2 separate regions of the Homo sapiens genome follow, and region 1 is linked to region 2. The links are chromatin loops, found by intact Hi-C in ENCODE. Cell type or tissue: Panc1. All regions are shown on one strand. Links, peaks and the distances in the headings refer to the core of each region. The heading gives the core; the rest is flanking DNA. Region 1 has its middle 39 kb from the start of WAKMAR1. Region 2 holds the start of LINC01721 (long intergenic non-protein coding RNA 1721).

Region 1 (15,454 bases), core at 3,623-11,622, 48 kb before region 2:
CAGACTCAGGCCGTCATGGACTTCATTGCTCCTTTTTGCCACTAGCTCTGGGACCTCAAGCAAGTCACTTCATTTTTTTCCCCGCAGTTTTCACAGCTTTAAAATGGGATCAATACCAGTTCCTGCCTGACAAAGTAAAGTGGGAAGTTTAAAACAAACATCCTCTCACACCCTGGGTTTAAGTGTCAGGGCAATATACCCTAGGCTGTCCCAAGAGCACCTCACAAAACCTCCCTCCCATTTGCCTCCATCACCAGACTCTGAGCTCCCTCCCACCCCACCTGAGAACCATGAGGGCAGGGCCATGTGCTGGGGTGTGGCTCCCCACAGTGCCCTGGGCTGCCCTCCTCCCTGGCACTCCCCCACGGCAGACTTGTGCTGGGAGCTTCTCCTGCCAGCTTCACACATCTGCTGGCCCCAGCATTTCTCCTGCAAGCACATTCAGGTCTTTCCCAAGCAGGATTACTCTGGCAGCCTGTGAATGCACAACACCTGTTGTCTGAATTCTCCTGTCAATTGTGTTAATCCTGCTTTGCTTTGGGGATCCTGCAGGTAGATCTGGATCCGGATCTTGTCTGCTCAGCTTCTTCCTCACCAAGGCAGTGAAAGTGAAGCTGACCTTCTTGGGAAGTCTTTCTAGACTTGGCCAAGACAGAGCAGATTGTTGAAGATGGGAGCAGGTGGTGATGCAGAACGCACCAGACCCACAAGTGCCAGGGGCCAATCCTTACCTGGGCTTAATTCCAGGAGAGATGGCTTGTGGGCCAGAGGGACATGGTCTGGGATGGGCTTACTGGTCAGCCCAGAACAGGCCTCCTCAGAGAGTGTGCTCTGGACCAGCACTGCCCCCATGACAGCATCCTGACAGCTGCCCTCTCCTCTTCCCTAAGTCACAAACGTCAGGCAGCCCACCCTGAGATAAGAAGCCAGCCTTCTTAAAAAGGTGACTAGCCTTCTTCTACAGTTTTCTTCCAATAATGTTCAGAGAGCCATCAAGCCCTGCTGAACCCAGATTCCTGCCATGAAAAGCCTTCACTTTTGTCCCCACATATGACCTTCAAAGGACAGTTCGGTAGTTTTGCAAGTGAAGACTTAGCTTGGAGGGTGTTCAAGTAAGACTAAACATAAAATGGCAACAGCAATAGTAAGAGTGATAGTGGCCAGGACTGTTCTCCCGTGTGGGCCTCCTCTGAGCCTGGCACACATGCTAGTCCCTTTGAGTGCTCCCGCCCCTGAGGTCAGTCTTGTGCTCACTGCCTCCCCCTCATAGGACATCCCAGGACGCAGCGGGACAGAGCCAGGCTGTGAGTGCGGGCTGCTGTCCCAGGCAACCTCCTACCACACACACGTCTCAGGCCTTGAGGGCTAATGGCTCATGGGGGCACTCACCATGGAGGGGCTTGAGGGGGTCTGGCCTGTGTGCCAGGTGCAGTCTGTTCCTGCCCCACCTCCAACCCTCAGCCAGCAGTGTCCACAGGAAGCTGGAATGGACCGACCCCTCTCTGCTGACCACCCCCAACCCGCTGCATTTGCCTCTCTGTCTTTCTATCAGGGAGCCTCCTCTGCACATGTGCAAAGCACCTGGATTTTACATTCCAGGGACAACCTTCAACTGAGGATAAGCGGGAGTCCTTGGGTAAATCAACACAGCTTCCTCATCTCGTTGGGACGGTTTTGAGCTGCGTCTTATGTGGTTCCTCAGAGGTCGCAGCAGGGTTGGGCCTCATTGCCCACAGCAGTAACAGGTTCACCAACACAGCCTTCCCTTCTCACTCTCCCCACCCCTCACTCCCGGATTCCCCAACCGCCAACCCCCTCACCCTCACCACCGAGAAACTATCTGCTCATACATCCTGGTGTCTGCTTTTGGGTGAATTCAAATTAAGACATTTATCTACATAAAACATAATCTGGTTATGATATTAGAATTGTGTGTGACTACCCTATAGCTGACTTGCATTTAAATAGCCAATTGTCATAGGTCCTGATGTCTATAAAGACATTAAAAGTCCCTATTTCCATGGTCATCCATTACACATAGTATCATGGAGTAGAATGTTTCCTAGACATAATCTAGTTTAGTAACGTTTAATCTTGTTTGAGCCTCATATCCCTTTGGAAATTTAAGGAAAGCTACAGACCCACCCCTGGAAAACTGGTGATGCGTACAATATTGCCTACAATTTCTGGGTGTTTTTGGAACATTTAGATCCAAGCAGAGGTGTTCCTTTGCTTGACTCCCCTGACTCTAGTCCAATCGCTCAGTACACAGATGGGTAAACTGAGGCCTGGGTTGGAGAAGAGCCTGTCCACACCACTCAGTCAGTGAGCTGATGTGAAGTCTCTTGACTCCCAATCTAGCCATCCTTCCACCCCACACCATCCACATCACTACCTTTATTTCTGTCTGTTGGGTTCTTACAATACGGCAAGCCAGGTGCTGTAGGAGTCCCAGCTACTTGGGAGGCTGAGGTGGGAGGATCTCTTAAGCCCATGAGTTTAAGGCCAGCTTGGGCAATGTAGTAAGACTTCCCCCATCTCTAAAAATAAAAATGAAAACAACTAAGTACACAATCATAAGGCAGTTTCAGCATCATCAATACAAGTTTATTACACTTTATTGATCATGATGAATATAGGCAGATTCTCTGCCCAGCTTCCCTCTTCAGTGTGCACTTGCAGCTCCTGAGCAGTATTTCACACCTCAGCAATTATCTTATTATCATTACAGCCTCACATCCTTCCTGCCCCGATTAGTCCCACAGGCCTGTTCTTTACCTGCTCAATTATCCAGCTCTTAGCTCTGCTCAGACATATTTTCAGTGTCTTTTTATCTCCACCTTCCAGATTTTCTGCTCTTCTGGGGCCATCCTTTTTATTTTTTCTAAAAAAGTTAGTATCTGTTATTTATAACCCACCCTCCTGACAATTTCAGGATGTTTTTTCTTTGCAATGATGAAAGCTTAGATTAGGATTTTGAGGAGCATCATTTTTTACCCTTCTTAAAAACTATCTCTGGGAACATTTTTCTCTGAATGAGTTTGCTCTTCAAGCATCTAAGTCAGGCCTCAGTGTCCATTAACTTGTTTTCTACAAAGAAGATTGCCTTTTATAAATCACTAATTATATTACTTGTCATGTCATTGCTATTTATGTTTCTTGTTTTTGTTTTTGTTCTTGATTTTGGGCAGTCCTCTTCTGCTGAAGTGTATAAAGCATTATTTTACCTTGAGAGTCAGGTGCATGACAGGTGACAATTAGACATTCTTTATCCCCTACTGAGGCGGGTGAGGAGGGTCATCCCACTGCACTGACTCGCATTGAACTCATTTCCTTGGGAACTTCAGGGCAAGACTAGACAGTGTTTTCCAAAGGTGAGATGGGGAAAGCATGAGAGAAGGAGGTTAGGAATGGAAGTGGTATCTGTGTGGATGGGGACACTTGGCTGCCAGCAACTTGTATAACACAGGGTTATGGAATTCTGCCTCACCCAGTGATGCAGTGACTTTGTAATTTTGGCCCACAGAGCTTGATCATGGAGTCTTGGAGTTAGACAGGAAATTGGAACTCCTGCCAAGCCCTGGATTTTTGCAGCCTCTCTAGAACTATCTGCCAGGAGGCTGGCCAATCAGCTCTTGTTTGAGCCCTTTCAGGTGGCCTTGGACCTTTGATGTGTTGGAAACAGAGTGTGTCAGAACAGGCCAACAGCAAGGACATGGTATTGATTGATATTCAGAAAAGCAGGGAACCCCCATTGCCCAATACAAGGGAAAAGAGGTGAGGAGGGAAAGACTGGGGGTGAGGCTTCAGGTCGGGGGCTGGAGGTTGAAGAAGTTAATGCATGGGTGTCTTGACTCCATAGCGAATTCAGAGTCAGAGTTGACCACTAAGAATTAATTGAGCCTAGTTAGTAGGAGGCTAGAGGGATAAAAATAAATATTTAAAAATAAAAGAGAAATCTGCATAAGAAAAGACAGAAAAATTAACAGATAGCTTTAGAGACCCAGCTGAAGTTGGGGGTGATTTTGTGGCTCTAATTTGTACAGTTATGGGGTTTTCTCCAAAATTAGTGACCATAACCCAGGGTAGGAATTTTTTAGGGGCAGAAGGAAAATAGTACAAAGGGAATCAAAAGTGCTTATGATTTATTAATTTAAATGATTGACAATTCAGTATAGTCTAGGTAAGAAAAGAAGAAAAGTCCTGGAGCATTTGAAGATGGAAAACCCAAGATAGCAAGTAACCAGGTACCTCAACGAGATCACAAAAAAATTGTACAAGAATGTGAGAAAGAAAAAGCCAGGAAGATAGATGCTTCTTCAAAGGGCAGTACATTGGGTTTGTGATATCTTAAGTGGAGCCATGCTGAGTGAGAACACGTCATGTTTTTTATTTGTGCTATTCAGTGTAAATACATTTGGCCCCATTTTTTCAAAAGAATAACATTCCCAATTGTTTTTTAGTTTATTTATTTTGCCTTTTGAAAATTGTCTTTCCAACACTCTTTGATATCTATTTGGAAAAGTGCTACCCACCTAAGTGTTAGAAATCACATATATAGGAAATAGTAACAATAAAAACAATAATGACATCTGGGTGAAATGATTCCCTACCCTGAAAGGAATTTTGAAGTGGTTACTTCCTGCCGAAGAAGGGTAGGGGAGACATATACTGGAGCACATGCCACCTCACGCTTGGTACAGTAGGGACAACATGACAGCAGTTAAATGAAGACAAGCAAACTCTGGTCCCTATTCATCAAGATCAAAAACAAAAATGAAACCCTGGCACCCCAGCCCTCCACGCAGTGTCCCCTCCCATCTGTCCAAGTCAGACTAGGTGCTGACTAGAAGCCAGGACTGGCCATCTTCAAGCCCTTCCATTCTATGATCTGAAGCTTGGAGCTGGCTCCTGCATTTCACCAAAGGCTCTCTTGATCTGACCCCTCGGTCACCACGAGGACTGCAGCTGCTGGAAAGCATTGTTTCTTTGCTCATCCACCTCAGAGCAGATTCACCTGATGGGCTCAGCCTTTCCTATCTTTTGCGTTTGTTTCATTTCCTTTTCCTCCATAGTTCATGTTCCTTGAGAATTTACCAAACTTTCTAGAGCCTATTTCTGGACAATCTAAATTAATTTGCACCCAGCCCTGCACCCAAGAAAACCCCACCATTCTTGTCAAACTCCAGCCAGCCTCAAAAAGCAAGTCTAGACTGCTGGGTGTGATTCTTTTCTGCTGAGAGTAAATTCGTTCCCCACACAAGCACAGTTGCAGTCTGGCCAGAGTCTTTTTGCTGAAAACCTGATTCTGAATAGGCATTGGCTCTTAAGCCCAGCCATCAGTTTCACCGGATCCAGTCATCTTGATGTAAAGATCAATTTCAGAGCACACTTGTGAACCGTGCTGCTGTGAAGCTTCCTGAAAATGTACACACACCTCTTTTTAATTTGTTGGTGATGGCCTGGATAAAGACTAGAAGATAACTAGTATTTTCCCGAAGTTTTACCTGATCCAGGATTTTAAGAACAATTCCCAGATGTTCTAGAGCACTTGTCACAGCCCTGGAGCCACAGCCATGGTCCTTCACAGAGGAAACAAACACAGCTGCTCAGAGACTGTGGCTGGTTCCCCTGGTTTCAGTGGTCATGTTGCCTCAGACATTCTTCAATCTTCTCAGCATTACTTCTTGCCTCAGCTGCTCACGTGACCACAGTCTTCAACTGACGACACACGTGCACGCTTGAGCTGGGTCAAGTGCCTCTCACTTCCTCCCTCAGCCCCCAGGTTCTCTGACCCAGCTGCATGGAATGTACAGGATGTACAGGACGCCCACTAGACCCTCAGCACGTGCAATGCAGAAGTGCTGGGGTGTGTTCCAGTCACTACAGCTGCGTAACAATTATCTCAAAGCATAGTAGCTTAAAATAACCATGTTCATTATGTTTAAGAGCCTGAAGTCTAGCAGCTGATGCAGCAGTTGGCTGGGACCTCAGCTGGGGATGCCTCTCAGAACACCTGCACCTGAGCTCTACATGGTTGGGCTTCCTCACAGCATGGCAGCTGGGTTCCCAGGGTGGGGAGAGAAAGAGAGGAAGACATACACCTTTTATGAACTGGCCTCACAAGCCATGCAGCATCATTTCCACAGAATTCTATTGGTCAAAGCAGCCACAACGTCCCACCGAGTTTTGAGGGAGGGAACATAGGCCCCACATCTTGATGGGGAGTAGCAAGGTTTCGAAAGAGCGAGTGGACCCAGAAATTTTGCTGTGTCACTTTTAGAAAATAAAATCTACCACAGGTAGTTAACACATGATGAAGTAAACCTTGATCAATGGGGAGCAAAAGCAATGGAAAATCTTTTTCCTTGCCTTCTCCTGGAAGGCTGTCCTGAGAAAGAGATTTGGCAGCATCCACCCACAGTAGTAGTTACCCCCTGCATGATGAGTCATGGCCAATACTTCTGACACTCCATTCTAAGGTCATACTTCCAGATAAACTATTCACACATAAGGCTTTGTCCCAGACATTGCTTTTGGGGAATCATAAGCTCAGGCAGTTAGTACCGGGTGTGTCCCTGGTGAGCAGTCTTGGGATTAGTTTTTAAGGCTGGGTAAGTCACCACCCAGGCATCACTAAGGATCCTGCTCATAGTTATTGGCTGTGATAACATTGGCACAGGCAGCATCATTTAGTAAGGCTGTGGCTGATTGACATGAGGTACAGATTGAAGGTTCAGAGCAATGGGTTTGCTTGTTAGGAGGGTGGGTAAGCAGTGTGGGGTAGTGGTAAAGGTAAAATTTGGGTAGTCAGTTGGCTTTTTGAAACTGAATTAGGAGCCTTGGAAGAGGTAGGCTCAGATACCCCAACTGTCAACTCCAGGCATGTCTGAAGGACTGAAGGCTCATCCCCTGAAGCTGCAAGGTACACACCCCCATATTTTTCCTGGGTTAAAGGTCGGGACCCTCATAGAGATGAATAGGAACTGGAAACACAGAATAAAAACTTGATGTGAATGAGCCTGGAAATCTGACCTCTAGAGCTCCCTGAATCCTTCATGCTGGTAGATGAAGTCCACAGCTCTGACGGAAGGGAACAGCCTCTCCTTGTGTGGCAGTGGAGAGGGGAGGACTTGTCAATATGCAGTACTCATCCATGGACTGGAACTGAACTTCAGTCAGGGACGCTGGAGTTAGTCCTGGCCCTGTGTTGGGACAGCTCATTGAATCTCAGGCACCAGGACATGCATGGGTGAGGCGGAGGTGTTGAAACTGCGCTGGCATGGAAGCGAGGAAGGCTTTAGACTCCTAGGGAAGCCCAGAGAGCACTCCCTCCACTGAGCAGCAGGGGAGCCCGAGAGCAGACACTGGCGTGGCACTGGCTGTCCTCGGAAGCTGGGGTCAATGGAGAGAGACGCTGCTGAGGGCCAGTGGAAGGGTTTGTGTAGTAGCCAAGGCCAGAAGCGAGTAGGGAATGATTTATCATAATGGGCAGCGAAGCCAGAAAGACAACCAGGTATGCTGATCAGCAAAGATCTGTGGCGACAGCTCACAGGGGATAGAACGGAAATTAACTCACTGTTTCCTCACTGATCAGTTCACAGACCCAGAGTCCAGCATGGCCAAGGGAAGGACAGATCCCTTAAGGCAGGATCTGCAAAGCCTCCCCAGCGTAGGTGGTGGCTACCCCTGCAGTCCATCCGCACTGTGCCGTGGTGTTTTAAGGACTGTTGCCCATCAGACACCTGAGATGTCATCACGTCCCTCTGACTGGAGGGGAGGCTCACGGAGGTCAGGTGACAAGTGGATACCCGTCTGGAGCTCACCCCACACAGGGCCCGCTAGCTGCAGCCACTTCCCTGACCCCAGAATGAAGGATGATGTTGAGTATACTCAGCAGCTGACAGAACCTCATATCCATCCCCTGTCCTGTGAAGGAAGAATCATAATGAAATGGAAACCCCAAAACCACCGCCAGGCCCTCATTTGGCACCAAAGTGAATCAGAATTTAAATCATATTCTGGGGGGCGTAAAAAATGATGTGAGAGAAGCAGGAAGCAGGAGGAGGGAGACACTGGACTGTGATACTTTAGCACTGAGGCCTCAGCCAACACAGGGTCCTGTGTCTTCCATGGAGGCAAAGGGCCCCAGCCTCAAACTCTGCCTCCAGGAGGCAGGGCATGCAGGACTCCCACAGAGAGAGGCCTGGCCTTGAGCAAGGCAGCTCCGCTGGCCTGAAGGCAGTCCCAGAAGTCCTCAGCTATAAGCTGTGGGCAGCCACCTGTCCAGCTGCTGGGCCTGCGTCCGGAAGAAGGTCTGAGTGACATCCAGCATCCAGGATTCCTGAAAAATGCCCAGAATTCCCCAGGGAGATGGAAGCAGGTGGACATTGGCTCTAACCCTGGTTGTAGGGTCCATGGCAACTTGATCCTGTTGGGCTTCCAGAATGGACTAGAGCGTGATGTGCATTGAAACTGCGATCTGTTTTGGTGTTCATTAAATGGTAACTCTTCTTTACTAATGTTTTCACTATTATAACTCATATAGAAACCTCTAGTGGAGGGACAAGGAACCTGGAGCAGGCTCTCATCTTCTGCAGCAGCCAGGGCCAGGTAAAGCACCTGGGCTGCAGATGTGGCTGAGAAGTGGGCTCCCAGCTCCCTCCTGCTGGATCTTTCTGGAAACACAGAAACATGTTTCTCACACACACATTCTTCCTCTCTTTTTACTTTACTTTGATTCATTCTGTCAAAAACTGGCAAGAAAAAGGAACATGAAAACAGCTTGAGTTGTGTGATGTACCAGGGTGCCTGTTAAGAGCTGTTGGGGGTCTTTTCTTTCCCAATGCCTTTCCCAAATCTGAGAAGAGGGTCTGCAAACCGTGTCTGTGACTGGCTATACTGGAGGACTTGGGCTCTGACAGCTGCTGTGTGGGGTCTGCGGTCCTTTCTCAGAGCAGAACATCCTGACAAGGCTTGATGGGGTCCCCTGTCTAACACTTGCACCCGTTCTTCATCCTGCTCTCTCTTTGTCACTCCTTCCTTCCTTGAGTCTCACAGCAAATTGCATTGCACATGTATAGGGTATGTCCATGCAGCCCCCCTCACTCTCACCATTACACATCACAGTCTTTCTCCTGGGTGAGGTCCAGGGCAGCCCAGAAGTTTCAAAGGAGCTAACTCTGCTGACAGTCCTCAGGCAGTGACAGTGGGGAGAGGCGGGTCAACTCTGAGGCTGTTCCAGGCTGTTTCCCAGGAGCACAATGGGAATGAGGCTGGCTGCCACTGTGATAACCCTGTGAGCATGCTCTATTGCCCTCCTACCCTTCCCTGGCTCACCCAACCCCATGCCTGTGCTCCCTGGTAGCAGCTCCCGAAGATGTCTCCAGCCTCACATCCTCATATTAGACCAAATCAAGACAGTTATGTTTGGGACAAATTGACGCATGGATATTAGCGTTAATTTCAAGGAGCCTGAAGTGTAAGAAGCAGGTAAGAAGGCACAAATGCATCTATAATGTCAAATAAACCCTGATTAAAAGTCGGAGTCGAAAAAAAAGACAGAATCCCCACAATTGTAGTTATCTGGGATTTTTCAAACCAGAAAAAAAAAACTAAACACCATAAATTGATGGAGTCTGTCTTACGAACTTATAATAATGCTCACCGTGTGTACCAAGACACCATAGTTTTCACAACAATTTCACACTTTCAAATGATTTGGATCTTCACAAAAGCTTGGACAGTTAGGGTGGATGTTATGTAGCCCATTTCACAGATGAAGAAATGGAGAACCAAAGTTGCAAAGAAAGATGGAGGCCCAGCCAGATCTGGACCCCACAGGCCGTCTCCCCACACAGCCATTCATGTGGTCTACTTCCAGCCATTCATGTGGTCTATTTCCAAGAAAATAGCCCATCCCCCCAAGATAACACCTTCTCAAAAACTTTACAGCTTTGTGTCTACACTGATATTTAGGTATTTTCTTTCTTTTTTTTTTATGATTAACACATCTAATTCAAGAATATCTTGGCAGGATATTCCCCGCTTAGGAAATGCAGGGACTCATGTTCCCCACCCAGAGCCTGGTCCTGCTGCTTCTGGTGCATTGGCAAACAAAGAGGCTCATTCCCTGTTGGTCCTGCACTGCCTACGCCTGCTTCCCTATCATGTAGGTCCAGGCGTGGTCTTTTTGGAATCCCACCTCTTCCACCCTTTCTCCTCCTTGCCCTACTCTGCAAACCCCCCCTTCTTTTATTTCTTAAAGTAGCACTAACACTATGCAGAAATACGTGACATTGGAGGTAATGGAAGTGGGTTAGACTACATACAGAACAGGAAAATAATAGAACGTGTGCACCAGGATCACCGTTACATAAAATTCCTCAACTCTGCAAGCCGTGGGGATTTTCCAGGCTTCGAGGTTCAGAGGCATGCCTTCCCACGGGTTGGCCCCACTTCTTTTGCTAAAGCCCTCTTCTGCCTCCTGCAAACCTTTTCTTCTCAAGCTGCTTGGAGACCATTTTCAATTTAACATAATTTTCTTTTTCACAGCAAATTACTTCTGTGTGTGTCTCACTTTTCTCCCTCCTGCAGGCACCCACACACTCTTTCCTGTTACAGCGTCAAACAGCTCTGCAGGGGCTCTCTAAATGCAAAGAGAGGTGCTCTTGCCAAGAGGAGACCTGCAGTCCTTCATGACTGTTCACACTGCAAGCAGCTTTCCAGAGGCAAGTGTGGGCTGCACAGTGCCCATCTGTTCCCTCCCAGCTGTCTCGCGCCATCAGGGTGCACGCCTGGGCCCTGGACAAACTCCCGTCCAGGCTCCAATGCTCTCTCTTCTCCTTTTCATGCCGCACTCAGGTCTTTCTGTTGTCACTTGTTGTCATCAAGGTAAGCTCTAATCTTACCTTGTCTGGTATGAGTTGTCCCCACAGCTCAGGTCACAGTGGTCTTCCTTGGTTGTCTTCTTGCAGACAGGGTATACAGTTTACTGTTGGCCCTCAGAATGCCTGCCAGGCACTGGGCACCCAGAACAGGATGAAGTCAGACTATAAATTTAAACCCGAGTGGAGGGCTGAGTTTCCAAAGAGCACGCTGCATGGCATTCCACATGTTTTCTCATAAGCCACTGGCTACCATTATCCACAGTGTTTTGGAAATTTCGGCAAGAGGTTTTACCTTAATTTCTGCAATAATCTTTTATACCAAAAAATTTTGAAATCCCATTTTCTCTCCTCCCTTTACTGTTGGAAAGAATGTGAACTCTCTAGGATCCCTGTGAAAAATAATGATACAACACCCCTAACCCCAGACATGGAGCACATTTCCCATGCATACGACACTTAGGGGCAGATTGGAAAAATAATAACCAAAATTCCTTCAGGAAAACATCAAAGCCTCCAAAAGCAAAACATACATTTTAATCTCTGCTAGCAACGTCACCAGTTCTCTGCTGTCCAAATTTATAACGTTGGGGCAACAACACGCATAATACAACCACCCAATCCTCTAGGTTCTCTCTACTGTGCTAATATAATAATAGAAATTGTTTGATCTGGTAGAAAAAGGGAGGTGAGGATTTTCTCACTCAGCCATTCTGAACACTGCACATCTCCAAAGGAAGCAAAGCAACATCCTACTCTCACGCCATTAAACCCCAAGCAAGGGAAGCCCAGGGAGCTTGTGGCAGGAGCTCCTCATGGGTGGAGACACATGCAACAGGAACCACTGCAGCAGACCCATCCACAACCCCAGGGCATCTCTCTTTTCTCATTTTTTATATACTGAGATCACACATATGGCATTCATGAGCCTCAATGTCCCAAGTGTAAAGAATATATCTGTATTTGTATCTATCCATCCATCAATAATGAGCATTATGTATTCTATTTATTTGTGACAGTTTTACTTGAAACTATTCCTGTGAGCACTGAGTTGTGGCATCACTAAGCCAAACGATAAGGAGAATGTTTTACCCAAAGCTTGCAGAAAGGGCTGCTACATTGTTAGTCTTACCTTGGGGGTCTTCAAGATGTTGGAAAAGGACAGATAGATCGTTGGGGTTTTCAAGGTAGCAGATGGCACCTGTTGAGGGAGCACTAACTAGGGGCCTTGAAGGGGCAGGTGACAATTGGTAATTGGAGGCTTTTGTGTGCGTCTGTTTCTGCAGGCACTGTGCACAGGGGTGAATGTGTGTCTCCAGGGAGAGGTTGGAACAGGATTATGTTCTCAGGGGGAAGTTCCAGTAGAGGCTGAAAATGTTCACATACAGAAAAGAAGGTGATGCCCAAGTGGAAATAAGGTACACTGGGATGGTGACCCAGGGCCACAGGCAGAGGCTGTGGTCGCCGAACATTTCAAAACTGCTTCTTTTGTGTTGCTCGTTTATGCATTCTTGGAGATAGCCTGCTTTTCTTTTCATCTTAGGACCCTCTGGTCCTTGGTGGTTGGAACAGGATCAGTAGGATCTAGCATTGCTGATGTTCCTGATGGTTGCTCTGAGGGACATTTGTAATCTGGTTATTTGCTGTATCTATTGATCGATGGCTTCTCTGACTATGTGCAATCTCCCTAGCACTAATAATTTTAAGGACTCCTTTTGATGGATCAGTGCCTCTCAGAGTCATTAGGTCACCCAGTGATACACTGTCTGTGTGTGGGGTATCCTTAAAGACATGTTTTAACTCTCTTCTAGTAGAGGTCTCTATTAAGGAATTTGGGTTGTTTTGGGAGGTCAATTCAGAGTCATAGAAATGGGAGGAAAATAGGGGAAATGTTGCAATATGACACAATTTAGAAGGCAGCTCCCTGGGGCTGGTCTTGAGTTTTTCTATCAACGTGCTCCCACGATGAAGATGGATACCAAGGAACCAAAGGTTTCTACCCAAGGCCCTGTGGCCAAGGCTCTGGGTCTTGTCTATGTCATTGCACAACTGGAGGGAGAACAAGGTCAGCAGGTGAGTGTTGGCACAGGATTTTGAATGTGCCCACACATCCAAGTTCTTGTGTTGAGCAACTGAAGATAGGGAAGAGACAGGAGATCTCGTTATGTCCCAGAGCAGTTCTTTAAGATACCACATCAACGCAGCCATTTTTAAAGGCTGCATTGAAAAAATACAAAGATTAGGTACAGAAATGACAACTCAGCAACACATTGAACAATCCAGCATTCCTTTAAGACTTTTAGCCTTAGTCTGATGTTTCCTTACTCTTTGAACCTTGTACCACTGTTGGCTCCAGAATGCAATATTCTTGTACACAGAGACATTGTTTGGCCAAGAGGAATCCTGCCTCAGTCATACCCAGTTTCTTCCCATTTGATGAATGTGAAAGGATGAAAATAGGACATTGCAACAACCTTGCAGGAAAGTGTATCATGGCTGATGAGTGACAAATACCGTGGGCACAGGAGCAGGGGTGTGATTACACATAAGCCTGGAGTCTCCTCCATTCCTAGTGAGCAGCACTGGAGTCTGAATTGGGACACCAGGCTTTAGACTAGGTTCTGTCATTTGTAAACTGTGTGGCTTTGGGAAGGACTCACAAACTCTGAAATCTTTCTTTTCTACCTAAAATGAGCTCTTGAATATCTCTATCAATTCTAAATGTCTCTGACTCTAATTCCATCAAGTTTGTGTCATTCTCCTTCTCGCAGTGGAAAGAGCTCTAAAAGTATCCTTATTTCCTAATGGAATCATTACCCCGAGTGTATCAAGAGCAAATTTTGAATGTCCTTTGGTTACTAAGAAGAGTAAAACCAATGGCATCTACTTAAGGTAACTGGATCCAGAGCAAAGTTAAAAATTAGGATGGATCATTTTCTAACAGCCATTCAAAACCATACATGGTTAATTCAGAAACAAATATTCTGAATTCTAAATACATTAAAATTTTCAGGACACCCTGCCTGCACTGTTGGCATGGAAAACTAGCATGGAGCTTCTGGGGAAGGAAGGAAAGATTGAAAGAGAGAGAGAGAAAGAAAAAGAAGGAAAGGAGGAAGAAAGGAAATGTAGGCTGAGAGAAAAAAAATCAAACAGCTAAGCAGCTAAGCAGTAAGCCCTCTAGGGAACTGAAGAATATTCAGAGTTTATTTGATCTTCTTGCAAAGCTTGGGTGAATTCTTGGAGAATACTTCTAATATAGCATTGGCAAGAAGTCTCAGTTACCAACCTGCCGCATTAACACACCATCCCCTCCCAAATGACATACGGCCAGTCACATGCAAAAGAAATGCATAGAAGTGTCCATTCGGAGTGTTCCTTACAGCTGACCACATTGGTCAGTTAATGTCATAATTATTCCATGTAATGCTCCAAAATTCAGTGGCTGAAAACAATCATTGTTATTACTCCTGCATCTGTGGGGCAACGGGGGTCTGGCTGATCTAGGTTGGGCTTGCTTCAGGGTGCTGCAGCAGGGGCTGCTTGACTGCAGATCACACTGTGGGTCATTTGGGGTGACTCTGCCACACATACTTCTCAGCCTTCTTGCACCAGCAGTCTGGCAGGGTCATGTTCTTCCCTGTGGCAGAGGCAGGACGTAAGTGAAAAATGAACAAGGCCACAGAACAGGCCATTTTACCACTTCCCATTGGCTGAAGCAAGTCACATGGTGCACACGCACACTGTCACTTCAACCCACTTCCACTAGCTAAAATGAGTCATGAGGACGAATACAAAATCCAAGAGTGAAAAATACATTCTGTTTAGCTTAGTTTAGCAGAAGAAAGTTCATTTATTTATTAGTTGTACAAATTTATGGGGTATATGTGGAATTTTATCACATGCATAAATTGTGTAATGGTCAAGTCAGGGCTTTTAGGGTATCCATTCCACAAATAACATATATTGTACCCATTAACTAATTTCTCATTATCCATTAGCCTCCCATTCCCTTTGTCTTTTGAGTCTCCATTCTCTATCTGACCAAAAGAATTCTGCAGTTGTTGAGTAGAATGTTCTGTAAATATCTGTCAGTTCCATTTGGTCCGAAGGCAAACTCAAGTCCAATGTCTCTGTTGTCTTTCTGACCTGATGATCTGTCTAATGCTGTGGATGGGGTGTTGAAGCCCCCCACTAGTATTGTATAGCTGTCTACATCTCTCTTTAGGTCCAGAAGTATTTGTTTTATGAATCTGGGTGCTCCAGTGCGGGGTGTGTGTGTGTGTGTGTGTGTGTGTGTGTGTGTATATATATATATATATATTTAGTTATATATATTTTGTTATATAGTTATAATCTCTTGCTGAAATGACCTTGTCTTTTTTTTTTTTTTTACCATTTTCGACTTAAAACCTGTTTCATCTGATACAAGTATAGCTACTCCAGCAGAAGAAACTTTAATTCATATGACAAAAGCATGGATAAATGGATAAATGAATCAGGACCACTGATGCCATTGTTTCATTATATTACTGAATCTTCTAGGATCCTTCTGCTCTGGTCCCATA
Region 2 (15,454 bases), core at 3,945-11,944:
GTCCCTACCTGTTCTAGAATTTCATCAAGATGAAATAACACAGTTATATATGCTTTCAGGCCAGCTTCTTTTGCTCAACATGATGATTTTAAAATTCATCCATATTGTTGTGTGTATTCATTAGTTAATTCTGGTTTATTGATAAGTAGAATTTCATTGTGTAAATTTACTACAATTTTGATGAACATTTTGGGTTGTTTCCAGTTTTGACTATTATAGGCAAAGTTTCTATTAATATTCTTATATAAACTTTATTGTAAACATTATATTTTATTTTGAGAATATCTAGGAGTCAAATTTCTGGGTCATATGGTCAGTGTTTTTTAACTCTTATTTTTAACAGCTTTATTGAAATATAATTGAGATTATACAATGTAACCACCCAAATGTATAATTCAGTGATTTAAAATCTATTTTCTGTTATTCCACCATGACTGCTATGAATTTTAAAACATTTTCATCACCACAAAAAGAACCTACACAACTTTTAGCAGTTAGTTCCCATTTCTCTCTGACATCCATGGTCCTAGACAATCATTAGTCTACTGTATATCTTTCCTGATTCACCTATTCTAGACATTTCATACCAAAGGAATCATTTGTGTTTGGGGCACTGGCTTCTTTCACTTAACATGTTTTCAAAAAGTACACTTACTTATATTGAATAATGTTTTGACATTTTATTCCTTTTTATGTCAAATAGCATTCTATTGTAAGGATATACCGCACTTACTTATCCACTCATTTGTTGATGAATATGTAGTTCTTTTCCACTGTTTGGTTGCTATGAATAATGCTTCTATGTACATTTTCACACAAGTCTTTGCATGAACATGTTTTCATTTCTCTTGTGTATATACCTGGGGGTGAAATTTCCAGTCATATGGAAACTCTGCTTAACATTTTGAGCAAAGGCCAAACTGGTTTGCAAAGCAGATATACCATTTTACATTTCCAATAATGTGTGAGGGTCCCACCTCCTTCACACTCTTGCCTACACTTTATATTGTTCATCTTTCTTAATTTTAGCCATCCTAGGGTATATGAAGTGATATCACCTTGGTTTTGATTTGCATTTCCCTAAGGGCTAGTGATGTTGAACATATTTTCCTGTGCTTATTGGCCATTAACATATCTTCTTGGCAGAAATGTTTATGTAGATCTTTTGCCCACTTTTAGTTCATTGTATGTTCTTTTTATTGTTAAGTTATAAGAATTATTTGTATATTTTGGATCCTAGACTTGTATCTGATACAGTCAATCCTCATTATTCACAGATTTTGTGTTTGTGAATTGCCTACTTGCTAAAACTTTTTGGTAGCTTCAAAATCAACACTCACAGTGCTTTCACAGTTATTCACAGATATGCACAGGGTGGCAAAACGTTTGAGTCACTTGGCATGCAGCTTCCCAGCTACAGTTCAATAAAATGATGCTTTACCTTGATGTTTTAGCTCTCAGACCGTAAACAGTTGTCCTTTTTTTGTCTACTGAATGCCATGATTTTTACATTTTTATGCTTTTTGTTGTTGTTGATTTCTCTGTTTTATAGGGGCTGTGTTGATGTGCTGACTACTGTCCCTAAATGCAGGAAGGCTGTCAAGTCCCTTACATAGAAAATACTTGTGTTAGATACATAGCATTCAGGCATGAGTGATAGTGCTGTTGGTTGTGAGTTCAATGTTAATAAATCAAAAATATTTATTAAATAAGGTGTCTTTAAATAGTACCATACATAAAGCAAGGTTAGGTATTGATTGGTTGACACAAAAGTGATATGGTCAGAAGCTCACAGAAATCTAACCTTGTATTTTTTACTTTAGGATCAGTGGTTCTGTATTTGCTAATTCAGCGTTTGTGGAGACTTTATGGAACATAGCTACTGTGAATAATGACAAATTGACCTTATATTATTTGGAGATATTTTCTCCCAGCCTGTAGGTTATCTTTTCACATTTTTTATTGTATCCTTTGAAGGACAGTGTTAAGCTTTGATAAAGTATAATTATCTATTTTTTCTTTTGTTATTTTTGTTTATGCTTTTTGTCTAAGAAGACATGACAACAAAGATTATGAGATTTGCCCCTATATTGATATTATAATCATGTGGGCCAATTTCATATAATAGGTCTCTTTCTATAGATACATATTATATTGGTTCTGTTTCTCTGGTGAACCATGATTGATTTAAAAAAATTGTTACCAAGAATTGAACAGAATCTTAAAGATAAATTTTCTAAATTGATTCTAGGGTTTCTGGAATTGGCTGTCTAATTTGATTAAATAAGACACTAATGTCTCTATGTCAGGTAGTAAAAAGAGGACTGATAGTCCATGGTGTGTTCTGGCAATAGAGATAGGCACAATATCATCATTGGATACTTCTAATCAAACACACATAAGAAGCAAAGGTCTGACTGTGTGTATAATACTTTCAAACATTTTTGTCAAACTAACAAGTATGGTGAGCACTTCTTGGATGCTTTCTTCTAATATCACTGGACATAGTTGGAAAATAAAAGGGTGCTCTCACTTTAACAGTAGATATTCTACAAGGCTAGAAATTCAATCTCTATTGTTAATTAGCCACTTGCAGGATAAGATTTTGGGTTTCGTTTTCAGCAATCTCAGCCTTGCGGCTACATGAGATAAACTATCAGAACAGACATAGATGCTTTCAAGTATTTCATGCAGAACTTGACCTGAAATTTTGAATCCCTGAGTTCTTGAACATATCCTGTAGCTATTTTTCCAGTTCTAGTTTACACAAGTGTAACACTCATCAGTTGGCAAAATCCTCACATTCGTTACCTGACCTATGGGGTGAGGGAAAAATTATAATGAAGAAGGCCAAGTGGAAGCCACTAGAATGGTTTCTACCTAGAAAAATAGTAAAGCAAAAGCAAGACTACATTCTAGAGGAATTTAAATAATTAGCACCACCATCAAGGACTTCAAAAATGCAGGGGCATTAATTTTCACTGCATCTCCAACTCACCTATTTGGCCAGTGCATAAGACAGATCTTGGAGAATGGCAGTGGATTATTTTAAGCTTAATTAGATGTTGACTCCAATTGCAGCTTCTGTACCAGATGTGATTTCACTACTTAAGGAAATTAACACATCCTGAGGTACCTGGTATGCTGCTATTGATCTGGCAAATGTATTTATGTCCATCCCTGCAAATAAAGACCACCAGAAGCAGTTTGCATTTAGCTCCTGAGGCTAGCAATACATCTTCACTGTCCTACCTCAGGGGTGTATCAACTCTGCAGCCCTATGTCATCATTTAGTTCACAGGGACTTTGGTTACCTTTCCATTTCACAAGATATCACTCTGGTCCAATACATTGATAATATTATACTGATTGGAACTAGTGAGCAAGAGGTAACAATTATTCTAGACTTATTGAAAAGACATTTGCATGCCAGAGGGTTGGAAATAAATTTAACAAAAATTCAGGGGCCTCATACCTTAGTAGAATTTTTAGGAGTTCATTGATGTAGGATATGTTGAGATTTTCCTTCTAATGTGAAAGATAAGTTGTTGCATCTGGCCCCTCCTATAACTCAAAAGAAGGCACAAAGCATACCGAGCTTCTTTGAATTTGGGAGGGTGACACATTCCTCATTTGGGTGCACTACCCCAGCCTATTTACTGAATCACCTTAAAAGCTACTAGTTTTCAGTGGGGCTCTGAACAAAAGAAGACTCTGCAATAGGTACAGGCTGCTGTGCAAATTGGTCTGCCAATTGGGCCATATGATTCAGCAGATCCAATATTACTTGAAGTGACCTTGGCACATAGGGATGCTGTTTGGAGCCTTTGACAGTCTCCTACATATGAATTACAGTGTAGGCCTTAGGATTTTGAAGCAAAGCCTGGCCATCCTTTGTGGATAACTACTTCCTTTGAGAATCAGGATGTGGACTGCTACTGGGCCTTAGCAGAAAATAAGCCATGGGTCACTAAGTTATTGTGCAACCTGAGCAGCCCATAATGAGCTGGGTGTCATCTTACCCACCAAGCCATAAAGTTGGGCAAGCAAACAACACTGTCATCAAATGGAAGTGCTGTCTGCATGAGACCAACCCAGGCAGGCCCTGAAGGCACAAGTATGTAACAGGAAGAAGTCCCCGAAATGACCATGTTTTCTACTCCTGCTGCACTGCGTTCTCTCTCCCAGCCTACATTTATGGCCTAATTGGGAGTTTCCAGGATCAGTCGACAGATGAAGAGAAGTCTTGGGCCTGGTTTACAGACAGTTCTGCATGCTATACACGCAATGCCTGAAAGTGGAATGCCGCAGCCCTACAGCCTTTTCCTGAAATACCCTTGAAGGGCAGTGGTGAAGGAAAATCTTTCCAATGGGCAGAACTCTAGGCAGTGTACCTGGTTGTGCACTTTGCTTGGAAGGAGAAGTGGCCAGATGTGTGATTGCATACTGATTCATGGGCTGCAGCCAGAGGTTTGGTGGATGGTCAGGAACTTGGAAGGAGCATGAATGGAAAATATGTGACAAGGAAATTGGGAAAGAGTATATGGATAGACCTCTATGAATGGGCACAAAGACATTTGTGTCCCAAGTGAATGCTTTCCAAAGGACGACTTCAGCTAACAATTTTAATAAATGTGATAGGATAACTTTAATAAATGGAGTAGGATAACTTTCTCTGTACATACCAGTCAGCCTCTTTTTTTAGCCATCCCTGTCATCACCCAATGAGCTCAGGAATAAAGTGGCTATGGTGGCAGGGAGGGATGTTATGCATGGGATCAGCAACATGGACTTCCACTCACCATGGCTGACCTCCTCACAGCTACTACTGAGTTTGTAATCTGCCAGGAGCAGGGAGAGACCAACACTGAGCCCCTAATAAGGCGCCATTCTCTGGGGTGATCAGTCAGATACCTCGTGGCAGGTAGATTACATTGGACCGCTTCTGTCAACAAAAGGGTGGTATTTTATACTTAATGGAATAGACACTTAGTTTGGATAGGGATCTGTTTCCCTGAATACAGTACTTCAGGCAAAACTGTCATTTATGGAATTACAGAATGCCTTATCCACCATCATGATATTCCACACAACATTGCTTCTAATCAAGGAACTCACTTCACAACCAATGAAGTGTGGCCAAGGACCCACGCTCATGGAAATTGCCATCCTGAAGCAGCTATGTTATAGAACCTTGAAATCGTCTTTTGAAGATTGGTTACCATGCCAGTTAGGCGGGAATACCTTTCAGGGCTGGAACAAGGTTCTTCAAGAGGCTGTATATGCTCTGAATTGGCATTCAATAAAAGGTGCTGTATCTTCCATAGCCAAGATTCACAGGTCCAGGAATTCAGGGGTGGGGGTAGAAGAGGTGCCATTCACTATTATCCCTAGTGACCCACCAGCAAAATGTTTGCTTCCTGTTCCTACGACCTTATTCTCTGCAGGCCCAGGTGGCTTAGTGCCAAGGAGAAGAATATTTCCACTGGGAGACACAATGGTATTTCCCCTGAACTGAAAGTTAGGACTACTTAACTTTGGGGACCTCAGGCCCCTGTATCAATAGGAAATATGATAGTTACTGTACTAACTGAAGTGATTGATCCTTACTACCAAGAAGAAATTGGTAGTAGAGATCAATCACTCCTACCAAGGAGGGCTGTTTAAGTTATATTTTTCTGTTGGTATTCTGTTGTTCATAGTTTTCCATTATAATCTTTTTTATTTCTGTAAGGTCAGTAATGATATCCTCTCTTTCATTCTTGAATTAATTAATATGTGACTTGTCTAGTTAAAACTTGGTCAAATGTGTTGATTTTGTCAAAGCACCAACTGTTGCTTTGTTTATTTTCTATATTTTTAATTTTATTGATTCATGCTCTAATCCCTATTGTTTCCTTCCTTTTGTTTGCTTTGTGTTTAGTTTGCTCTTCTTTTTACAGTATCTTAAGGTGTTCTTTGATTTGAATTTTTTCTTCTTTTTAATATAGGAATTATACATAAATTTCTCTCTAAGCATGGCTTTAGCTTTTTCTTGTGAGGTCTGGTATACTACATCTTCATTTTCATTCATCTCTAAGTATTTTCTAATTTACCTTTTGATATCTTCTTTGACCCATTTGTTGCTTAGAAGTGTGTTCTTTAATTTCCACATTTCTAAAAATTTACCTAATTGATTTCTAATTTCATTCTATTGTTGTTGGAGACTATATGTTATAATATTTCAATCATTTAAAACTTTTTGGTGTTCTTTTAATGACCTAGCATGTGGTTTATCCTTGGAAATGTTCTTTGTGCACTTGAGAAGTATAGGTATTTTGCTGCCATTTGGTCAAATGTACTATATGTGTCTATCAGTTCCAGTTGATTTATAGTGTTTGAGTCTTCCATTTCCTTATCGATCTTCTACCAGGTTATTCTACCCATTATAGAAAGAGGGGTATTGACATTTACAACTATTTTTTATTATGCATCTATCCCTTCAATTCAGAATTGTTGCTTTGTGTGTTTGGGGGCTCTGTTTTTAGGCTTATGTGTATTCCAATCATGATAGCTTCCTGGTAGATTTACATTTTCTCCTTTAAAAATATCTATCTTTATCTCTAATAATATTTTTGGTAAAAACATATTTTGCATGATATTAGTATAGCATCCCCATCTTTCGCGTACTTGGTGATTAGTTGATATATATTTTCCTACACTTTCCCCTTCATCTTATTATATCATTTAGTCTTAAGTCTGTTGTCTGCAGATAGTGCTTAGTTGGACTTTTTTTTACTCTGATAGTGTATGTCTTTAATAAAATTTTAAATCTACAGAAAATAATATAATTGCCATAATATAGCTACATGGTAAGATACCCACCCTGGGAGGGTTTCTTTCTGAGTTGTGCCTTCCTGAGGGTTGGCACAATTTTAAACACCTAATTAGCAAGTCATCTGCCCTCACTTAAAAGGGGACGTTTTATGAAAGATGGCCAGGATGAGAATGTATCCTCTCTCAGTAAAGGTACTAATTAATGCATGTAGAGCTTACAGCTAGGCAGGGAATGGTTTCTATTCTTTTTCTGGTGTAATAGTTGACCAGGACTGAACCTTTCTCCATTAAACAATTGACTGTCCCCACCTCCCAAAAAGAGAATTTTTTTAGTCTGGTGTTCAGTGACATTTGAAGGGCCCATAATAAGCTCCAGTTTGACTAAATGTGATCACCAAAATGGCACTTTGTCTTCTCTGGCTCTCAAACACACACAGAGTTTTAATAGGCAGATGTATATCTATTAGGGTATTTCAAAAGAAGCCCTTTGAGTCCTAAGGAAACAGGTAACTACTTACATATTTCTGTAAACTCCTTTGCACTGATGTCCAGCCTCAATTCCCTGCTAACTGTAATTTAAATACAATTTATGATTCAAGTCAAAATCCTGATTGCATTTAGTTTGCTAGTGACAGAATCAATCCATTTTGGTCAGAAAAAAATGATGCATCTGCTGTCAGACTTCCAGTCTCTGAGACATTGAGGCTTCCTAGAGCCATCTCTCTGCATTTTAGAGTGGTCTGCCTTTCTTTCTCCACTGATATTTCACAATGAGCAGCATTAAACATCATCTCACCTACTCAGAGGTCAGGGGCAGTATATTCTGATATATCATCCAGAGATAGCCAAGCAGAATGACTTCATCAACAACAGAACAGCTTCTTTACGAGGAGGATAGGACAAGCATAGAGACGTGTTGTTTAGTTTGCGGTAAAGTAGGCTTTTCACACATTGGTACTATTGTACAATGTGCTGCTAACCAGGATAAAAGTACTTACATGGCCAGGCGCAGTGGCTCACACCTGTAATCCCAGCATTTTGGGAGGCTGAGGCAGGTGGATCATGAGGTCAAGAGATCAAGGCCATCCTGGCCAATATGTTGAAACCCCGTCTCTACTAAAAATACAAAAATTAGCTGGGCGTGGTGGCATGCACTTGTAGTCCCAGCTACTCAAGAAGCTGAGGCAGGAGAATCGCTTGAACCTGGGAGGCAGAGGTTGCAGTGAGCTGAGATCGCGCCACTGCACTCCAGCCTAGGGACAGAGTGAGACTCCATCTAAAAAAATAATAATAAAAATAAACTCACACAGAGAATAATAACAGCAGGCAGGTGTGTGGTACTGTAGCTATTAGGTGCATGTAGATGGCCCTATCAAATATTTTTAGAAGATTCGTTCCTTATAAACGACCACTCATTCAATTTTTACATAATTTGCTAATCTCACACATCGCTAATTCAAAAACCAACTTTCTTTTAGAACTTTTAAATATCATAATGAGTTTAAACCAACACAATTTGGCACAATGCATAGACCTGAAATGGTGAAGTACACACTACCTTCCCTTTAAATAAGGTAAAGCTGCCATATCACTCAGGTAAACTATTAGTGTTCATGGCAAACACTTGGGGAAAAACACTGTCACTCAGATGACAGACCTTCACTTTCCTCTGTCCACACTCGTCTAGCAATCTGCAATCAGCTGTGGATCTCACTGTCAGTGAAAAACTCCAGACTCTCCCATCATCTGCCTGCCTGTCAGTTAGTCTTGTCTGGTGGGGCCATCACAGGTATTGAGAGGACTGGCTGAGACTCACAGACAACTACAAAGAGAGTCAGACACAGAGACCAGTATGTGCAATGCACAATCCCAAGTGAAGATACACAAGGATCTGTTTCTCAAATGCAGCCCAAGCCAGTGAGTGTCTTTGTATGCTGGCCCTTGTGCCAGGCACTGCTTACCTGCTCAATGTCTCACAACAGCCAGCAAGGTGAGATGCATCCTTCTTTCTCAGAAAACCATGATCTTACAAATAAGTTCCTGGGAGAAGGGAATGGAAGGAACTGGTTTGGAGAGGTCTTCTGGCACCAAAGCCTGTCTGTCCTTCTATTAGCAACCACCTGCCGTGCTGCAACACTGGAGCCTGAGCACAGCAGTCTAACTCTAGAACCCGGGGCTTTAGCCACCAGATGGACTGCAGCTCTCCCGCAGGACATAGAAGCCTGGCTTCCCCAAATAGGAGGCGGGAACTGAATCAGTCAGGATTGGTTCAGTTACAAAGGACAGGCAGATTTATCAGAGGCTCAAACAAGGCATAAGTGTGTTCCACTCTCACATGAACGTCCAGAAGTCTGAGACAGCCATGACCCTCCACTGTGCCAGCTACCCACCTTCCCTATCCTGTTTCTCTGCTGAGCATGACCTCAAATTTATGGCCTATGGCAGCCCTTTTATTTTCCAGGCAGTAGGATTAAGGGGAGAAGGAACATGGTAGAAAAATCACAAAGGCGCTCATCAGCTGTGTCTTCGGGGAGGCCTTGAATGCTGTTGCATTCCTGTGCTTTTATATCCCTGGACACGCCTGAGTGCAAGGGAGGCTGGGAAGTGTAGTCTTCCTTCCAGATGGCCAGGGGCTGCTACAAGCTGTAATACGACAGGAAAAATGGAGAATGGATAGTGAGGCGTGATCAGCAGGCTCTTCCATGACAACCAGCAGGTAGGGTGGATCTCTACTTGCAACTGTAAGAGACTCTGCAGAAGACACACCTTCCCGTCCTCTGCCTTATGGACTGTGAAACTGTCTTTATGTATACGGCCATCTGTTTAACTGTTACCTGGTCTGTGCAATGAATAACAGTGATTTCTTTCTGAATAATAGGGAAAATAGAGGGATGGGAGGAGGGTAGGAGGTTCGTGGGCTTTGGGCCAAATTGCTTGGGGGCTGCTGTCTTTTCGATAGTATTGGTGGTCAGTTTGGTTGAGAACTTGTACCACATGGAAGTTGAAGTCTGGAATTCATTTGTTTCCTAGAGATAGAGAAAAGGAAGTAAACGAGTAGAATACATCCAGCCACTCACAAATTTGGGGACCAAGCTGTCCACTGCCTAGCCCTCCCCTTCTCTAAGAGTAGGAGGCAAATGAGAGCCCAAGAGACTCTTGGATGAGGGCCCAACTGGGTAGTTAAAGGAAATATTTACATCAGCAGACACATTCCTTGCCTTAAAACAAGCATCCCAGAGGAAAACTGGTCCCCTCCTCAGTCTTCCCTTCAATAGCTGATTAGACAAGAAGCCCTGGGTACTTGGGCCAGGTCACCCACCTCGGATTCCCTTGGGTGCCGGTGTCCTAGGAGACAGTCCATTGCTGGCCGTGGTGGCTCAAGCCTGTAATCCCAGCACTTTGGGAGGCCAAGGTGGGCAGATCACAAGGTCAGGAGTTTGAGACCAGCCTGGCTAATATGGTGAAACCCCGTCTCTAATAAAAATACAAAAATTGGCCGCATGTGGTGGTGGGCACCTGTAATCCTAGCTACTCAGGTGGCTGAGGCAGGCGAATCCCTTGAAACCAGAAGGCGGAGGTTTCAGTGAGCTGAGATCGTGCTACTGCCCTCCAGCCTGGGTGAAAGAGCAAAACTCTGTCTCAAAAATAAATAAATAAATACAGTATGCCTCAAAACGCAGTGGGCCACTTCTCCACTGCCCTGCAGAGCAAGGAATTCTTGCTTCAATATGGATGCCTTAATATACAATTAAGTATCATTTAACGATGGGAATAAGCTCTGAGAAATGCATTGCTAGGCAGTTTTGTCATTGTGCAGACATCATAGAGTGACTTGCACAAACCTACATGGTTAGTCTGCTACACACATAGGCTATGTGGTAGAGCCTATTGCTCCCAGGCTACAAACCTGTACAGCATGATACTGTACTGAATACTGCAGCAACTGGAACATAGTGGTAAGTATTCGTGTATCTAAACATTAAAAAGTACAGTAGAAATATGGTATGACCTTATGGGATCACTGTCATTTACGCAGTTTATCACTGGCCAACATATCACGTGGAACGTAACTGAAAACATTCCAGACCCTCACTGCTGAGTGGGATTTATTTAAAGCAAGAACTGGGTCATGAAGAATCTGTTTCTGTCCATCCCAGTGAACAGTTACCAAACCCCCAGACAATATTGTTGTAAGTGGTGGCAGTTGATTCCTGTGGGTTCAGTACGATCACAGGTAAAGAATGTCTACGCACTTTACACATCTAGAAGCAGTAGACAAAATTTCACAGGGAAAGCTAGAAATCTTATCTTACTCAAACTACACAATGCCTCATTTTCCCACCATAGGGCCTGCTGAATCATTCCTGCTCCTGTGGAGATGAGTTTGGAGTTTTATGCTAACATCATCTCTGCTTCACTTTTTCTCCATGGCGAGTAATTTGAAGGGGATCACTGACCGTGCCATGGCACACAAAAGCACAACTTCAGAAACAAGATGTGGCTCGGGGACAACTTAGAGGTTATTTGAGACGCTGCAGGTTTTCAGCAGGTGCTTCCAATCCATGGACTTGGAGAAGAATGTCAGCTAATGGCTGCCACTGTGCTGCCAGGCTTCCATCCAGGGACTTTAGTAAAGTTCTGCTGAAAGAGATGTAAACCGGGAGAGGGATGGAGGCTGGATCCTGGAGTGTGAATATTTGACCATCCTTTACCCCAGCAGCACCTCCACGCAAGGTTTTACATAGCAGTGGGTTTGTGTTCCCATCAAACTGGGCCTGGTCAGGGTCAAGCAAGCCCAAGCCTCTGCCCCCGCATGCTGAGTAGGGGGGCAGTACTCCTGAAGGTGTTCTCACCAGTTCGAGGCCTGCTCTGCATAGCCTGGGCACTGCCCAACCAGGAGGATGTGTGTTTAGGAATGTTTCCCTGCAGAACTAGCTAAGTCTGGCTGTGCCTGGTTGAAGCCTCCTACATTCCAGAACATAAGCTGTGATCCCCAAATGAGCACGGTTGTCCTGCGAGAGATGTACTTTGCTCTAGTGGTCTGTGGAAGGGTAGAGATGCAACACCCTCTTGGTTAAAATGACAACTCACTTTAAGAGACACCGAAACTGTACAATCCATCCTGAAAGTCAGGTAAGTATCACCATCATACCTTGATTAATGACAACCCAGTTAAGCTTTGTCCTCCCATATCTTGTATGGCTCTCTGCAAAGGCTAAGGAAGGTTACATCTCAGACAACCAGGAAATTTGAGTATGGATTTTGTCTTCAGTTTCTCATCCTCTAAGTTGGGTTCTAGCCTCTGGGACAAGACAGCCTATGGAAGAATAGCAATGACAGCCTTGGAGCACCAAGGTCTCCTGCAGGGACAGCCGTTCTGAGGCACCCTTCCCAGGAAGAAGACCTGCCTTGTTATTAATGCAAACCTTAAGAGAAAGCTTCTGTCAGCTTCTTAAATTGTGCAAGATTGTCCAGTTTGAGAAAATTAGCTTTACGGAAAAGGCAGGCAGTGTATTATTTATTTATTTATTTATTTATTTATTTATTTATTTTAGATGGAGTCTCACTCCATGCAGTGGTGCCATCTCCACTCACTGCAACCTCCACCTCCCTAGTTCAAGCGATTCTGTGCCTCAGCCTCCCAAGTAGCTAGGATTACAGGTGTACACCACCACACCTGGCTAATTTTTGTATTTTTAGTAGAGATGAGGTTTCACCATGTTGGCCAGGCTAGTCTCTAATCCTGACCTCAACTGATCTGTCCACCTCGGCCTCCCAAAGTGCTAGGATTGCAGGCATGAGCCACTGTGCCTGGCTGGCAGACAGTGCTTTTAAAAGGAAGCCAGTGATGCCCCCACCTGAGACATGGGAATCAGCTCTCTCCAGTCAACTTGCATGGCCCAGCATGCTCCACTGGGGAACAGGCACAGTGACCTGGCACAGAGCACTGACTGTGTCCCAGGGCCCAGGTGCTCATCACACACCCAAGGGGAGGGCCACATCATAAAGCATCCCCAAACCCAGATGGCCAATGCTTCCTCCACCCTCATCTTGAACTGCTCCTAATATTAGGCTGCTTCAGCTCAGCCTGTGTTATGCCAGGCGTCCCACCCAGAATGAGCCTTCTGGCTCCTGGGGCAGTTCTGAGACTGCCCCTTCCCCTTCCTGGCTCCACACTCTCTGTTTCCCCTCAGGGCCCCCTCCCGTTTTCATCAGCAGCCAAATGAGAAACAAAGGTGAGGTGGACGGTGGACTCAGATGCACTCTTGAATCACCTTCATTTTATTCTTAATACTTTCTGTGTGTTTTCTTGGCAGCTATTTAGGGCTATTGGGATGGAAAAAGTGGCCGTAAAGCAAGGTGGGACTCAGAAAATGCATCCTCCCTGTCTGTTGGCCCTTGATGGACATAACACAGCCCCCTTCCTTAGCTCTGTGCTTGCTCGGGGACCTGGGACCCTTCTATTTTCCACAAATCCACTCCCTCTACTTGAAGACATGCCTGGCTTGCAGGAATTCTAGAATGAACACAGATTAGACTCTGACCGAGTCCTCTGTGGCATGAGACTGGACACATACCCACACACCCAGCAGCGTGCGCAGCCAGGAGGCTGCAGCTGCTTCACATGCAATCTCACTGCAAGTCACTTTTCATCGTACAGCATGTGAGTTAGATGAGACATGTAAAAGCATCTTCAAAATATGGGCAGATTGGATCAATGGACCCCATTTAAAATAAATAATAAACTCCACCTCCAGACCTTTAATAGCTCATTTCAACAGATAAAAATGAGCTGCTAAGCAGGCTTTTTTTTCAGGGTAGCTCTCCTCCTTCAGAAATGAGGATCTTGAAAGCAGAGGCCAGCATCACAGCCACGCATGTTAATGAGTCCCTCAGGCAGATAGGAAATAATTCTGCAGGAGTTGGAGTTGATATTCAGGCTCCGTCTTTATTTTCTCTGACTGATGGGGCTCATTGCTGCTGTTTTCAGACTGAGGTCCCAGCTATTAGTTGATGGTGGGCTGTAAAGCATCAGCAAATATGCAGTGCTAAATAAGATGAGAAAAATCAATATTTGTTCCTACTACATTTGTTAGGTCTGCATATGAGTAATTTTAATTTTAAAAACATGCAGCTTTAATAGGGGAATAACCAAATACTGCACACTTGCTGATTTTGGACATAAGGATAGAGAGTAGACAAGCAGCTTCGGAATCCTGAATTATTTAAATACAAATGGCCCTTCTTTTCCTCTGATGAGTGTAGAATTAATGTCACAAAACAGACAAATGGGAAACTACAGACCCATTATTAATAACAACAACAGCAGACTTTGAAACCAGAAAAGGTATGCATTGCACAGCTAAAGTGAATTTCAGGGAAGCTTTAGTTTTTGTACTTTTCTCTCAGTGCATCCCAGGAAGTTGGGTTAGTTTATCCGCTGCAGTGATGCAGGTGTGAGGACAAGGTGCCCAGCCCATTAGGGCCAAGAGGGAACATGAAAGAACCAGGACCAAGGCTTGAGGCAGCCTGGGGGAACCAAAGACAGTTGGTCGCCAAAGCCATAAACACCAAGAGGAGTAGATAAAGGAGGAGGTGAAGAAGTCAAAAACAGCCTAATTATTCTTGTCATCAAGGCATCCCAGAGTGCCCCCTGAGAAATGACATTAAGCGTCCTGTTGTCTGTGCTGAGAGTTGAAAGTTGCAGCCTTGTCCCAACCTCACTCTCAGGCAGACGCGGATCCTAGGGGCTTGGCAGATGTGAGAGCTCTCAGTGCCTTTGCTGTTTCTTTTTATCATCTGTAGAACTCACAGTCTGCAGGAGCCTTGAACTTTCTGCTGGGCTCTGGTTCTAATGAAAATACATCACAATAAAGACAAGACCATTAAATCAGCAAAGAGTGGATGTACGGGACCGAGAAAGCTTGTTGACAGCCATGAGCTCAAGGGTTTAGTTAAGTCGGAACACATGAGGCTTCACTTCCTAGGGACATTGCTCTTCTCAGTCTGAAAGCTCAGCTCAGGTCTGGCCAGGGTCCTGGTGCTATGGTCCAAGGTGAGCTGATGACTTTGGCATCCTGTTGTGACATCTTTACATTCAAATGACCAGAGATTGTGTTTCTAGTGAACTGCAAATCAGAAAAACTTTATCTCCAGGGCCTTGGAGTGAAAGAGAGGAGCAGAGGGCAGGGGAGGAGAGGGCGCTTAGTTGAAAGCAGAGCTTGGCGATCGCTTCCTCTTTCTGAGCTTTGATTGGAGCATTGCACCTCAACAAGAAATCACTCTGACTCTGATGGGCATTTGCTGGGTAACACTGCCAAGGCCATGCAGCAGGTGGCAGGAGAAGAGCTGTTCCAGCGACCTCACAAACGGGTGCAGATACAAGCAGGACTTTCCACAAGACCTTCTTTCAAATACAAGCACAGCCCTAGGGAGGCCCAAGTGTTCTTTCAGTTTGGCCTTGAAGTAGCAAGAATTTTGATGAGGAGAGAGGAGGTCTATTGGACAAGAACCTTGTGAGATGGTTTGGTGGTGAGAGTGGGGAGGCAGGGGAAGTGCGCAGAGAGACCATCGCTTCCCTCTGCTCCTTGGTCCATGACACAACATCTATTTCTCAGAAGCTCTGGGCTGGTGACTT

Evidence for each region. Hi-C counts contacts between places; a loop is a spot of excess contacts. Peaks named below come from ENCODE experiments on the same cell type or tissue, not always from the same donor. Only the 100,000 strongest peaks of a DNase experiment are listed, where the experiment ranks them.
Region 1: a loop joins it to region 2, with 6 times the contacts of the local background. A loop is called at or near these places in 2 of 110 quality-filtered maps.

What each region holds. Positions count from the first base shown.
Region 1 is chr20:24,142,841-24,158,294 of GRCh38, forward strand. No RefSeq gene overlaps it. Among named protein-coding and RNA genes, the nearest start is that of WAKMAR1, 39 kb to the left of the region's middle. RefSeq lists an enhancer at 858-1,358 and a silencer at 5,884-5,933. In Panc1, for the core only: CTCF peaks have their summits at 7,350 and 7,550; a DNase peak (open chromatin) is centred at 7,311.
Region 2 is chr20:24,190,303-24,205,756 of GRCh38, forward strand. LINC01721 (long intergenic non-protein coding RNA 1721) reads left to right here and starts at 9,465. Exons shown (of 4, transcript NR_040102.1): 1 at 9,465-9,532. In Panc1, for the core only: no CTCF peak of the experiment used is centred there; no DNase peak of the experiment used is centred there.